2 separate regions of the Homo sapiens genome follow, and region 1 is linked to region 2. Evidence: chromatin contacts called from ENCODE Hi-C or POLR2A ChIA-PET data. All regions are on one chromosome and are shown on one strand. Each heading gives the region's core, a stretch centred on a gene start or an enhancer-like site at or near the end of the contact. The rest is flanking DNA. Distances are from core to core; before and after follow the strand shown.

Region 1 (5,746 bases), core at 1,591-4,090, 82 kb after region 2:
GGGGGTCTCACTGTGTTGGCCAGGCTGGTCTTGAACTTGTGACCTTGTGATCCACTTGTCTTGGTCTCCCAAAGTGCTGAGATAAAGGTGTGAGCCACTGTACCCAGCCCAAGGCTGCCTCTTAATGAGGCTGATATTTGTTCTTTAGCTGTGTGTCGAGCCTTACACAAGCACACATGTGGCTGCGTGGCTGTGGGCCAGTGTTATTCTGCAGCTCATGCTGTTTCTCATGACTCTGAGCATCATGATCTATCCCTGGAGCTGTGAGCACCCCGAATTCACTGCTTCTCACTGGCCTATGGAACCCCAAAAGGGGCACCCATCACATTCTCATTTACGTGGTGATGGGAATCTAGGTGGGCTCACAGCCTAGGGGGAAGGATGGTTTGGCTAAAGCCTGGTGATGGCTTACACGGTGGAACAGAAGGTGGACCCCGCCTCACATGATTGCGAATGTGGGTACTCAACCTGTATCAAGAGTAAAAAGGCAACCCACAGAATGGGAGAACATGTCTGTAAATTATGTCTTATAAGGGTCAGATATCCAGAATATATAAAGAACTCTTACAACTCAACAAAACGATAAACAACCCAATTCAAAAAGGGTCAAAGGACTTGAATATACATTTCTTCAGTAATACGTACAAGTGACTAACAAGTACATGAAAAGATGCTCACCACCATTAGTCATGAAGGAAATGTAAGGCCGGGGTTGGTGGCTCACACCTGTAATCCCAGCACTTTAGGAGGCCCAGGCGGGTGGATCACCTCAGATCAGGAGTTTGAGACAAGCCTGGCCAACATGGTGAAACCCCGTCTCTACTAAAAATACAAAAAGTTGCCAGGCATGGTGGTGTGCGCATGTAATCCCAGCTACTCGGGAGGCTGAGGCAGGAGAACTGCTTGAACCTGGGAGGTGGAGGTTGCAGTGAGCTGAGATTCACCAACTACACTCCAACCTGGGTGACAGTGAGACTGTCTCAAAAAAAAAAAAAAGGAAATGTAAGTCAAAGCCACACTAATATACCACTTTGTGCCCACTAGGATGGCTACAATAAAAGTAAAACGGAAAATGAGGAGTGTGGATGAGAATGTGGAGAAGAGGTTTTGGCTGGGCATAGTAGCTCATGCCTGTAATCCCAGCACTTTGGGAGGCCCAGGTGGGCAGATTACTTGAGCCCAGGAGTTTGAGACCAGCCTGGGCAACATGGCAAAACCCAGTCTCTACTAAAAATACAAAAATTACCTGGGCATGGTGGCTCACGCCTGTGGCCCCAGCTACTTGAGAGGCTGAGGTAGGAGAATCGCTGGAACCAGGGAAGTGAAGGTTGCAGTGAGCCGAGATTGTGCCACTGCACTCCAGCCTGGGCGACAGAATAAGACTCCATCTAAAAAAAAGAGAAAAAAAAAGAAAACAAGTAGTCAAACAAATAACCACAAATGGTATAGCAGCACTATTCACAATCGCCAAAAGATGGCGGAGCCCAAATACCTATCAACAGATGAATGGCTAAATAAAGCATGGTATAGCCACATAATGGAATATTATTCAGCCATATAAAGGAATAAAGTACTGGCACATGCTACAAAAAACATGTTAAGTAAAAAAAAAAAAAAAAAAAAACCAGGCTGTCAGGCGCGGTGGCTCACGCCTGTAATCTCAGCACTTTGGGAGGCCGAGGGGGAGTGGATCACCTGAGGTCAGGAGTTCAAGACCAGCCAGGCCAACATGGTGAAACTGCGTCTCTACTAAAAATGCAAAAATTTAGCAGGGTGTGGTGGTGCATGCCTGTAATCCCAGCTACTCTGGAGGCTGAGGCAGGAGAATCACTTGAACCCAGGAGGCAGAGGTTGCAGTGAGCCGAGATCGCGCCATTGCACTCCAGCCCGGGCAACAAGAGTGAAACTCTGTCTCAAAAAAAAAAAAAAAAAAAAAAAAAGCCAGGCACAAAAGGTCACTATGTTGTATGACTCCATTTATGTGAAATATGTGGAATAGGTAAGTCTATAGAGACAGAAAGCCAGTTGCTGGTTGCCAAGGAATTGGGGAAGAGGGGAATGCAAAGTGAAGAGATTGCTTAAGAAGGATGGGGTTTCTTTTTGGGATGATGAAGATGTTTTGGAAGAAGGTAGAGGTAATGATTGCATAACGTCGTGAATATACTAAATGCCACTAAACTATACACTTTAAAATGGTTAATCTGGCTGGGCACCGTGGCTGACACCTGTAATCCCAGCACTTTGGGAGGCTGAGGCAGGTAGATCGCTTGAGCCCAGGAGTTCCAGACCAGCTGAGACATCATAGCAAGACCCTGTCTGTACAGAAAATCAAAAAATTAGCTGGGCATGGTGGTGCAACGCCTGTAGACCCAGGTGCTCAGGAGGCTGAGGCTGGAGGATTGCTTGAGCCCAGGAGTTCGACCACTGCACTCCAGCCTGGGTGACAGAGCAAGATCCTGTCTCAAAAAAAAAAAAACAACAAAAAAAACCAGTTAATCTTATTTTATGTAAATGTCACAAACCAAACAACCAACAAAGAATTCATACCTAGCACATTCAAAGAACTCCTGCAGACCAACAAGGAACAAGCAGGAAACACAACAGAAAAATGGCAAAATATATGAGTGAGCAGGGTACAGAGGGGACCTGAGCTGGCTGGTGAGTGTGTGAGAGGATAACCAGAGACATCCAAACCAAAACTCCCACTGGGGCTTCCTTTCTTCCATCGGTCTGGGGCCACCTGGCATGGACGACAACGGCCATTGTGAATGGGGAACATGGGGAAAACAGGCATCACTGCCCGCCTCCCGCCGTGCACCATGCCGCCACCTGCCCCCGGGCAAAAGAGAAAGCGAAAGAAGCAGTAATGATGAGGTGTGGACAGTTTTACTTTGGGCTGAGGGAAATATGGCTGTTTATTATTCTTTCCATCTTTCTGCATTTTAAGATTTTTCTTTTCTTTTCTTTTTTTTTTTTTTGACGGAGTCTTGCTCTGTCGCCCAGGCTGGAGGGCAATGGCGGGATCTTGGCTCACTGCAATCTCTGCCTCCTGGGTTCAAGAGATTCTCCTGCCTCAGCGATCCTCCCGAGTAGCTGGGACTACAGGCACGTGCTACCACGCCTGGCTAATTTTTGTATTGTTTTTTTTTTTTAGTAGAGACGGGGTTTCACCATAATGGCCAGGCTGGTCTTGAACTCCTGACCTCATGATCCGCCTGCCTCTGCCTCCCAAAGTGCTGGGATTACAGGTGTGAGCCACCGCGCCCGGCCAGATTTTTTTCTTTTAAAGAAGAACAGGCCAGGCACAGTGACTCACACTTATAATCCCAGCATTTTGGGAGGCCGAGATGGGAGGATCACTTGAGGCTAAGAGTTCAAGACCAGCCTGGGCATCATAGTGAGACTCCATATCTACAAAAGATTTTTTAAAAATTAGCCAGGTGAGGCCAGGTGTGATGGCTCACAACTGTAATCCCAGCACTTTGGGAGGCTGAGGCGGGTGGATCACGAGGTCAGGAGTTCGAGACCAGCCTGGCCAATATGGTGAAACCCTGTTTCTACTAAAAGTAAAAAAATTAGCTGGGCGTGGTGGCGCACGTCTGTAGTCCCAGCTACTTGGGAGGCTGAGGCAGAAGAATCACTTGAACCTGGGAGTTGGAGGTTGCAGTGAGCCAAGATTGTGCCACTGCATTCCAGGCTGGGCGACAGAGTGAGACTCCATCTCAAAACAAACAAAAAATTAGCCAGGTGAGGCCAGGCATGGTGGCTCATGCCTGTAATCCCAGCATTTTGGGAGGCCGCAGCAGGCAGATCACCTGAGGTCAGGAGTTCGAGACCAGCCTGGCCAACATGGCGAAACCCTGTCTCTACTAAAAATACAAAAAAATTAGCCAGACGTGGTGGCGGGTGCCTGTAATCCCAGCTACTTGGGAGGCTGAGGCAGGAGAATCACTTGAACCCGGGAAGTGGAGGTTGTAGTGAGCCGGGACATCATGCCATTGCACTCCAGCCTGGGCAACAGAGCAAGATTCCGTCTCAAAAAATAATAACAATAATAATATTATAATAATTAGCCAGGTGCGGTGGTCACATCTGCAGCCCTAGCTACTTGAGAGGCTAAGGTAGGAGTATCTCTTGAGCCTATGAGTTGGAGGCTACAGTGAGCCATGATTGCACCACTGCACTCCAGCTTAGGAGACAGAACGAGACCTTGTCTCAAAAAAAAAAAAAAGAACAACAAAAGAGTCAGTTAGACTTTCTGGCTCAGGATGAGCATTTAGGGGACCGTGGAAGCGGTTAGGATTCCAGGTGTGCCTGTGTGTGCTCAGTTATTCAGTGCATTGAGTGAGGGCTCTGGCCTGGGCATGGTGCAAGAGTCAGAGCTTTCAGCATGAGAGAAGCTGACGCTGGTGAGAGCATCCCAGCCCTTGTTCCTGGACGGGGGTGGGGGTGAGAACAGGGCTTACTGCAGGGACCCAAGCCAGGATGTGCGGGGGGCGGGCTCAGCAGGGAGGAGCCTGAGGAAGGGACCCCAGGGCCCAGCAAAGACCAAGGCTGGGAGGGCAGGAACAGTGGGGACTTTTCAGAGAACAGCAACTGCCACGCCGCCGCCAGCTTCTCCGGCAATGCCCTGGGACTGTAGTGGGATTATCATTTATAACTGACAGATGAGGAGACTGAGACCCAGACTCACAGAGTTAAAGGGACAAAACCAAAGACATGCGTTACCTGGCAGCCACCGGCTGGGTGAGGTCCTCTCCCTGTCCGGACCTCAGTTTCCCCATTTGCACCACAGGGGACCTGGACTGGATTCCTGGGGTCCTTTCAACTCCAAGGCTGCCCAGCTCACCCAGCTCAATGCGTTACACCTGCGAGGGGACCACGATCTGGCTTGGGTGGGGCCTTTCCTCCCGGGAGCACAGGCAGTTGCAGGGGAACTTCCCAGCTCCCGAAGCCTCCTCGCAGCCAAATGGGAAGTTGTTTCCCATGTCTAAATACCCAGTAGATGTGTCACTCTTGAGGGTTCACCCGTACCCCAGCCCTGACTGGCAATCCCCCGAATGGGGCATCCCTGTCCAATAGGACTCCCAGCCCCCGCCCGATCCCAGGATGAGAGGCGAAACTTGAGGCAGCCCACAGCATTGCTGCCATTGATTTGGGAGAACAAAAGATCTGAGGCTCTGGCGGTGGAAATGCAGGCAGAGTGCAAGATCACCTGCAGGGCCTCTCTGCCCTGCCGGAGTGGCCTTCAAATCATCACAGCGGGTGGCTTGGCAAAGGCGGGTGAGGGAGGTGGTGCGAGGCCTACGGAAGTGCTGGGGCCTCTGTGAAGCTGGGTGCTCCAGGCTTCCTGTCCTGTCTGAGAGAACCGGGAGGATGGCTCCTCTGCCTCCTGCAGCCCTCAAATCCCTGTTTCCTCATCTGCGCCAGAAAAGCACCATGGGGTAAGCCAGAGTGAAGAGGGAGGCAGGGCAGGGGTGGCACTGCCTCCCACCATCAAAGGCCACCTGCTTGGCGGCTGGACTTCTCTGGGTGATGAAAATATGACTGTTTATTATTATATCCTTTTTTTTTTTTTGCATTTTAGATATTGTTCTTAAAAAAAAAAGGAATAAAAGAATCAGTGAGACATGGTGGCCTAGGATGGGTATTTAGAGAAGGATTTGAAACCTGATTAGGGCCAGTGCAGTGGCTCACACCTGTAATCCCAGCACTTTGGGAGGCTGAGGCAGGTGGATCACCTGAG
Region 2 (6,057 bases), core at 2,339-4,838:
TTAAAATGGGGAAGAACAGCAGGGCCCGGGATTTGCTGGTGATAAATAGAAATGAGTGCATAAACGTCACTCAGAGTTGGCCACGCCACAAGCCCTCCGTAAATGTTAGCACTGATGATTATCATTCCCTCCTGGCCTATGGAGAGGTTTGAGTTTTCAATCTCCAGGATTAGTATCAAATTCCAATTTCACAGCGATGGCCTAGACACTGAATGTGGAAATCCTACTTGGTTATGCCACCAGGGCACAGGCCCACCCACGCTTTGTCCCGAGAGCTGAATGACCACCGACACAGGCTCTGGGCTGCTGGTCCTCCAGTCTCTTCAGAACCTCCCAGTGGCCAAGGTAGGCAGGGAGAGGCCTGGGAGCCCCCTTCTGCAGACCCAGAAACTGGGGTTCAGAGAGGGAGCTGAGGAAGCAACAGGAAGACAGATTTCACCTCCATATAAGGAAGAGCTTGCTAGCAGGCAGGGCTGCCCAGAAATGGAAGGAGGGAGCTGCTCGGGAGGTGGTGAGCAACCTGCGGCTGAAGGCATGCAAGCAGAACAGGGCAGCCTCTGGGTGGAGGCATCGTGGGCGGCTGGGACACTCTCCAGGGGAGGGCCGCTGGGATCTCTGGTCCTGTGACTTGACCAAGGCCATGTGAGCAGGAATGGAATTCCAGAAGGTCAGAGACGCGGACCAGAGCAAGCTCCTGCTCCCAACCTCCCAAGTGAAAGCCATGCAGCTGAATGGATCCACAAGAGCTGGAGAGAGAGGCTGAGCCCCTCCAAGTGGATCCCCCATCTCTGGCCCTAGTCACAAAGTCTTTATGATTTTAGAGAGAAATGCCTACTTTTAAGTTTTAAAAATTGAAAAGTACACAGAAAACAAACAAAATCCAGAATCCCCTTCACCCTATGACAATTACTGTGAATATTTCCTTACAATCTTTTTAAAATTTTATTATTTATTTATTTTTTGAGATGGAGTTTTGCTCTCGTTGCCCAGGCTGCAGTACAGTAGCAAGATCTTGGCTCACTGCAACCTCCACCTCCTGGGTTCAAGCGATTCTCCTGCCTCAGCCTCTTGAGTAGCTGGGACTACAGGCGTGTATCACCACGCCCAGCTAAATTTTTGTATTTTCAGTAGAGATGGGGTTTTACCATGTTGGCCAGGCTGGTCTCGAACCCCTGACCTCAGGTGATCCGTGCACCTCGGCCTCCCAAAGTACTGGGATTACAGGCATGAGCCACTGCAGCTGGCCTATTATTATTATTTAGAGACAGGATCTCACTATATCACCCAGGCTCTAGTCTTGAACTCCTGGGCTTAGGTGATTCACCTGCCTTGGCCTCCCAAGCAGTGGGGACCACAGGCACCATCACGCCCAGCTCCTTGCAATGTTTTCTATGTGCATCCAATTTTGGTTAGAAATCTGGACATGCCTTAAAAAAAATTTTTTTTTTGAGGTATAATTCACTCACTATAAAATTCACCCTTTTAAAGGGGACAACTCAGGGTTTTGGTATATTCATGAAGTTGTGCAACTATCACTGCTACCTAATTTCAGAACATTTTCATCCCCCTCCCAAAAAGAAACCTGTTCCCATAGGCAGTCACCCCCCATTTCCCCACCCCCAGCCCCTGGCAATTGCTCACCTCCTGTCTGTCTCTCTGGATTCGCCTGTCCTGGGCATTTCGTATGAATGGAATCATATGATCTGCAGCCTTTTGCATCTGGGCTGGTGTGTTTTTAATGTACAATTTTCTAATCCTATTTTCACATAGCATTATACACAGTCACCATTTCCATGTTACTACCAAGTCCTTAGAATCAGTATCGTGTTTACTGTTTACACCATGGAGAGGCTTGACCACAGTTTCCTCAGGTCACCCTCTGGTGACTACCCCCTTCCTGTTCAGGCCGCATCATCACTCAGCCAGACAAGTGCAATAGCCCCTTCTGGGCCTCCTAGGCCCATCCTTGCCCCACTCAGCCATTACAACACCCAGACAGAGCCTGTTAAACCAAGTCTGATCCTGACCCTCCCTCCCTAGGAATCCTCCATGGCTCCCACCTCACATAAGACTTAAAACCAAGCTTATACCACAGCCCACAGTCTCCTATGCCATTTGACCTATGCTACCTTCTGACCTCACCTCCTCCCACTTCCCCACCCACTCCCGCTGCAGCCACACAGGCCTCTAACACACCTAGCATAGCCCCACCTCAGGGCCTTTGCACTAGCTGCCCCTTCCACCCAAATGTGGGCTTGGCCTTGCAGCCGCTCTCTGTTCTGGAGCCCTGCTTCCATTTGCTTCCTAACACATATCACCTGATATATGTTTATTCACTGTCTTCTCCCACTAAAATGGCAGCTCCGTCACATGTTGTTTTATTCGCTGATAGAGCCCCGGCACCTAGCACAGAGTTGCAGCTCAGTGACTATTTGGGCTGTTTCCAATAAAATAAGGAATGTAAAAGAACCAAATGCAAAAACCCAAGCGCCCCACAGCGCAGACATTAGAAACTGGTGGTCCTCTGCCTGCGGACATGTGTGGTTTAAACCACACTGTGCCTTTTGTTAACGGAGCCAGCATTTGAGAATCAGGAGAGTTCACATAAAAATCCAAATTCCAGCTTCTCTTGAAAACACATATCTGGTCATCAGGGCCGGACACCGCGTGACAGCCATCAGCAGGCACTAAAGGGCTGGGCCTGGGGACATTCCCACCCACAGGTCCCGGGAGTTGAATGCTTTGTCCCTCCTCGGAGGCCCCAGATGTGGTGCGCAGGAGGAGGGCTTGCCCTGGGACAGAGCCCGGGCCTCACCTCATGCTGCTGCCTGATATCTGGGCCCTAATGCCCCAAGCTACCAATAAGGTCCCACCCACCTTTATTCAAAGACTGGGACCTTCCCAGGGTCCCTACACTTTCTGGGAGCCCTTACAGCCACTGTTCCTTTACGTGAAACTTCATCCTAGGTCCTCTAAGGTTTGCCTCACCTTGTACCAAGACCTGTTGAGGCCTCCAGCACATTTGGAACATACACAGGAGGTGTCCATCCCGTGTACACCTCCCACTTCCCTCCAGCTCCATCCCAGCCTCCCCAGCCCCTGGCAGTGTCCAGCATGCCGTAGGCCCTTGGCTGCCTCTGAAAGGACTGAATGGCAAGCACCCGCCCCCCAACTCCGGGGAGCTGGGAGGACCTGGGGGACAGGGCACACACAGGAGGGTCTGACTTGGGTCACACTCAGTGCCAAAATGCATGTGTTTGTCAGCTACAGTGCACCAGATGCCTCGGGGACACAAAGATGGAAATCATGGGGGACGGGTGCTCCAGGGGTGCTGCGGCAGCCAGGGCCTGTGTGTTTCTGTCGAGGAGGGACAACCCCCAGCCAGGACGTGACCAGAGTTCTTCCAGGGCCTCAGTCGCCCCACCTGCATGCAGGGCTCCCCTATCACCAGCCTCTCAGGCCCCAAGGCTCAGCCCCGCCTCCCTACCCTGGAGAGGTTTTCCGGGTACTGCGGCCCTGCCTTCCCATCCATCAGGATTTTGCTGCATTCCTGTGAGTCATTCTCCAAACAAACCGTGTGAGGGAGAGAAGGGAGCAGGGGAGGGGGAGGAGGCTGGGAAACAAATCAGCCTTACCTCCTCCCTCCCACCTGCCCCCCATCAACACCCCCGCACAGACACATGGGGGCCCTCAGGAGAGCTCTGGAGTACGAGGCTGGCTAGCTTATGCCATGAACTTGCTGTGTGACCTTGGGCAAGAAGACGGCCCTCTCTGGGCCTCTGGAAAAAATGGCCCCAAAGGTCCCCACCTACAGAATGCACAGGCTTCCCAGAGGGCTCTGTCTCAAATGAGGCAGGGCCTTGTGGGAGGGGTGCCCTGGCTGTCTCCACTTTTTTACCTCAGTTTCTCCACCTCTGAAATGAGGAGGGGGCCAGTCCTTGGGTAGCCACAAGGGGCACATCTGCCAGGTGGGGCTGGGTGAGGCCAAGCCACCAGTGCCAGGGCCAGCAGGGCCTCCCCAGGGAGTCCTAGTCTTGGTGGCCACTGTGCTGCCATTTCCCCAGCAACAGCCGAAAGGCCACCACTGGCAGCCTCTGACTCACAGGCCCCCAGGGCCAGGAGGGTCTCTGGGCAGCCCCCTGTACTCTGGGGTGGGGGATGGAGCACTGCTAAAAAGGAGCAAAAACCCCTCCTCATGGCCGCAGCTGCAACTGTGGCCGTATATCCACGTAGGGATGGATGTTGGAGGGTGGGATGGGTACCCCGGGGTCTCCATGGGGCTCAGCTCCCACAAGGGGTCCTGGGTAGGTGAGGGGCGTGTGCTTGGCATGCAGGCAGCCCTTCTCCTTGAAATGCTCTTTTTTTGTGGCTAAAGCCCCCGCTGGGTTCTGATTCTCTGTGAAAAGCAGGCTTCTCAGTCACCTCCGCTGCTGCCACCCTGGTGCCAAGTGTATGTGTGAAAGTGCACGTGACCAGGTGCGTGTCTGTGTGTGCTCGAGGTCTTCAGAATCCTGACATGAGCGTGGCCGGGGCTAGGCGAGTGGTGCAGAGTGTGTGTGTGAGGGTGTGAGAAGAGTGTGGGTGTCCAAGGGTTGACCACCCATGGTGGGCAGGTGAGCATGTCCGTGTACTGTGAATGAGCGTGAGGTGCGCCGCCACAGGGCTAGCATCTAGGAATGTGCGCACGCCTGTCTGCTGTGCAGGTTTCCTCCTGAAGCACCAGCTCTTGGAACTGCCTCCTCCTGGGTGCTCATTCTATCTGGCTCCATGAAAAACAGGTTTCCAAGATTCTGGAAGCTGCACCCCAGGCCCGCACGGAGCTGATCTGGGGGCCCCTTAAGGTTCAGAGGAAAGCTCCAGGCCCCGGCACAGACAGTGGCCCTGCTACATCACTTTGGACCTAGTGCTGGGGTTCCCCCTCCCCGAGGCCCAGCAGCTCCTTGGCCCAGAGAAGGGAGCTCAGGACCAGAATGAGGCCAGGGGCCTGGGGGCAGACCCAGGGAAGGGAAGGAAAGAGACCTAGTGGGCAGCTGCCCAGGCTGGAACTGCAAATGCCCCACTGTGACATGTATTTTGGGGCAGCTGTGGAGAGGGTCAGCTTCCAGCCAGGACTGACTGTGGTCAACCCAGCAGGGAGGCCGAGGCAGGCAGGGGCCTTGGGAGCCTGGAGGGGTGGAGAAGAGAGTCGGGGTAGGAGTATTTGGGGGCCAGCAAAGGGCTTTTCTGAGTAGAGGTGAGACCAAAGAAGAGAGACTGAGAGGAGCCCGCCTGAGTATCGCCCCTTGATACGGCAAACAGCAGACAGCAAACAGCAAAGCCGCATGGCCAGAGCCCAGCCAGCTCCAGCTCTGCTCTCCCTAGGTACTCTCAGCCTCACAGCCTCCTCCTGTGGACACAGATGCTACGCCCTCCTTGGGGTCTCTCAGCACAGTGCCCGGCACACTAGGCCCTCCATCAGTCATCATTGTCATAATGATGGTCCCCGGGTGGCTGCTGGAGCATATGGGAAAAATCCCAGGCCGGGAGCCTGGAATGGGCTCCTCTCCTTCCCTTCCACTCTCTGGGCCTCAGTCTTCCCATCTGTAAAGCGGCATGTCCTGGCCCACTCTGCAACTGAGGATAGGAAAGGCCCGTGGTGGACTGACGAACTGTTCCCTTTGTGCCTGGAGCAGGGGTGGCAGGAGCACGGGACACAGGGTTCAACTCCAAACCCTGGCAGCTGTGAAGCTGGAATGTTTTGGTTGTTTCCGGATGAACTGCAGCATTTGAGCACAAAAGGAGGATGGGTCAGTTATGGTGTCCACTTATGGTGCCCAGCCTGTGACTGGGACCACAGTCTTCTAACTTCTGGACCATTGCTCTGTCCCCCTCACCTTGTCCAGAGGCCCTCAGTCGCTAGAAAGAGAGTGAGCTGCCAGGAGTCACAGGAGGTGTACAAGGAGGGATGTGAAAAAGTAACCCACTCACTCACTGAGTCAAGATGCAACCCAGGGGACCCCTAAGATTCCATGATTCTAGAATGGAGTCCCTAGCCAGGCACTCTAGCACACACCTGTA

The links. Hi-C counts contacts between places; a loop is a spot of excess contacts on that map. ChIA-PET counts read pairs that join two places held with the same protein, here RNA polymerase II (POLR2A). Pooled maps may share reads with other maps.
Region 1: a pooled map shows a loop between it and region 2 (3-fold over the local background). The contact joins two enhancer-like sites. A Hi-C loop is called at or near these places in 2 of 50 pooled maps. POLR2A ChIA-PET finds 5 or more read pairs at or near these places in 2 of 52 experiments (Caco-2 and activated CD8-positive, alpha-beta memory T cell).

What each region holds. Positions count from the first base shown.
Region 1 is chr17:17,625,810-17,631,555 of GRCh38, reverse strand. No RefSeq gene overlaps it. Among named protein-coding and RNA genes, the nearest start is that of PEMT, 37 kb to the right of the region's middle. RefSeq lists enhancers at 2,773-2,932, 4,026-4,931, 4,932-5,746. Within about 2 kb of position 2,840, at least 5 of the 41 ENCODE cell types and tissues checked have a DNase peak (open chromatin) inside an H3K27ac peak, as active enhancers do.
Region 2 is chr17:17,708,547-17,714,603 of GRCh38, reverse strand. The region is part of intron 1 of RAI1 (retinoic acid induced 1); the gene reads right to left. LOC124903943 (a long non-coding RNA gene) reads left to right here. Exons shown (of 2, transcript XR_007065650.1): 2 at 1-6,057. Among named protein-coding and RNA genes, the nearest start is that of RAI1, 30 kb to the right of the region's middle. RefSeq lists enhancers at 371-640, 1,921-2,010, 3,415-3,709. Within about 2 kb of position 3,588, at least 22 of the 41 ENCODE cell types and tissues checked have a DNase peak (open chromatin) inside an H3K27ac peak, as active enhancers do.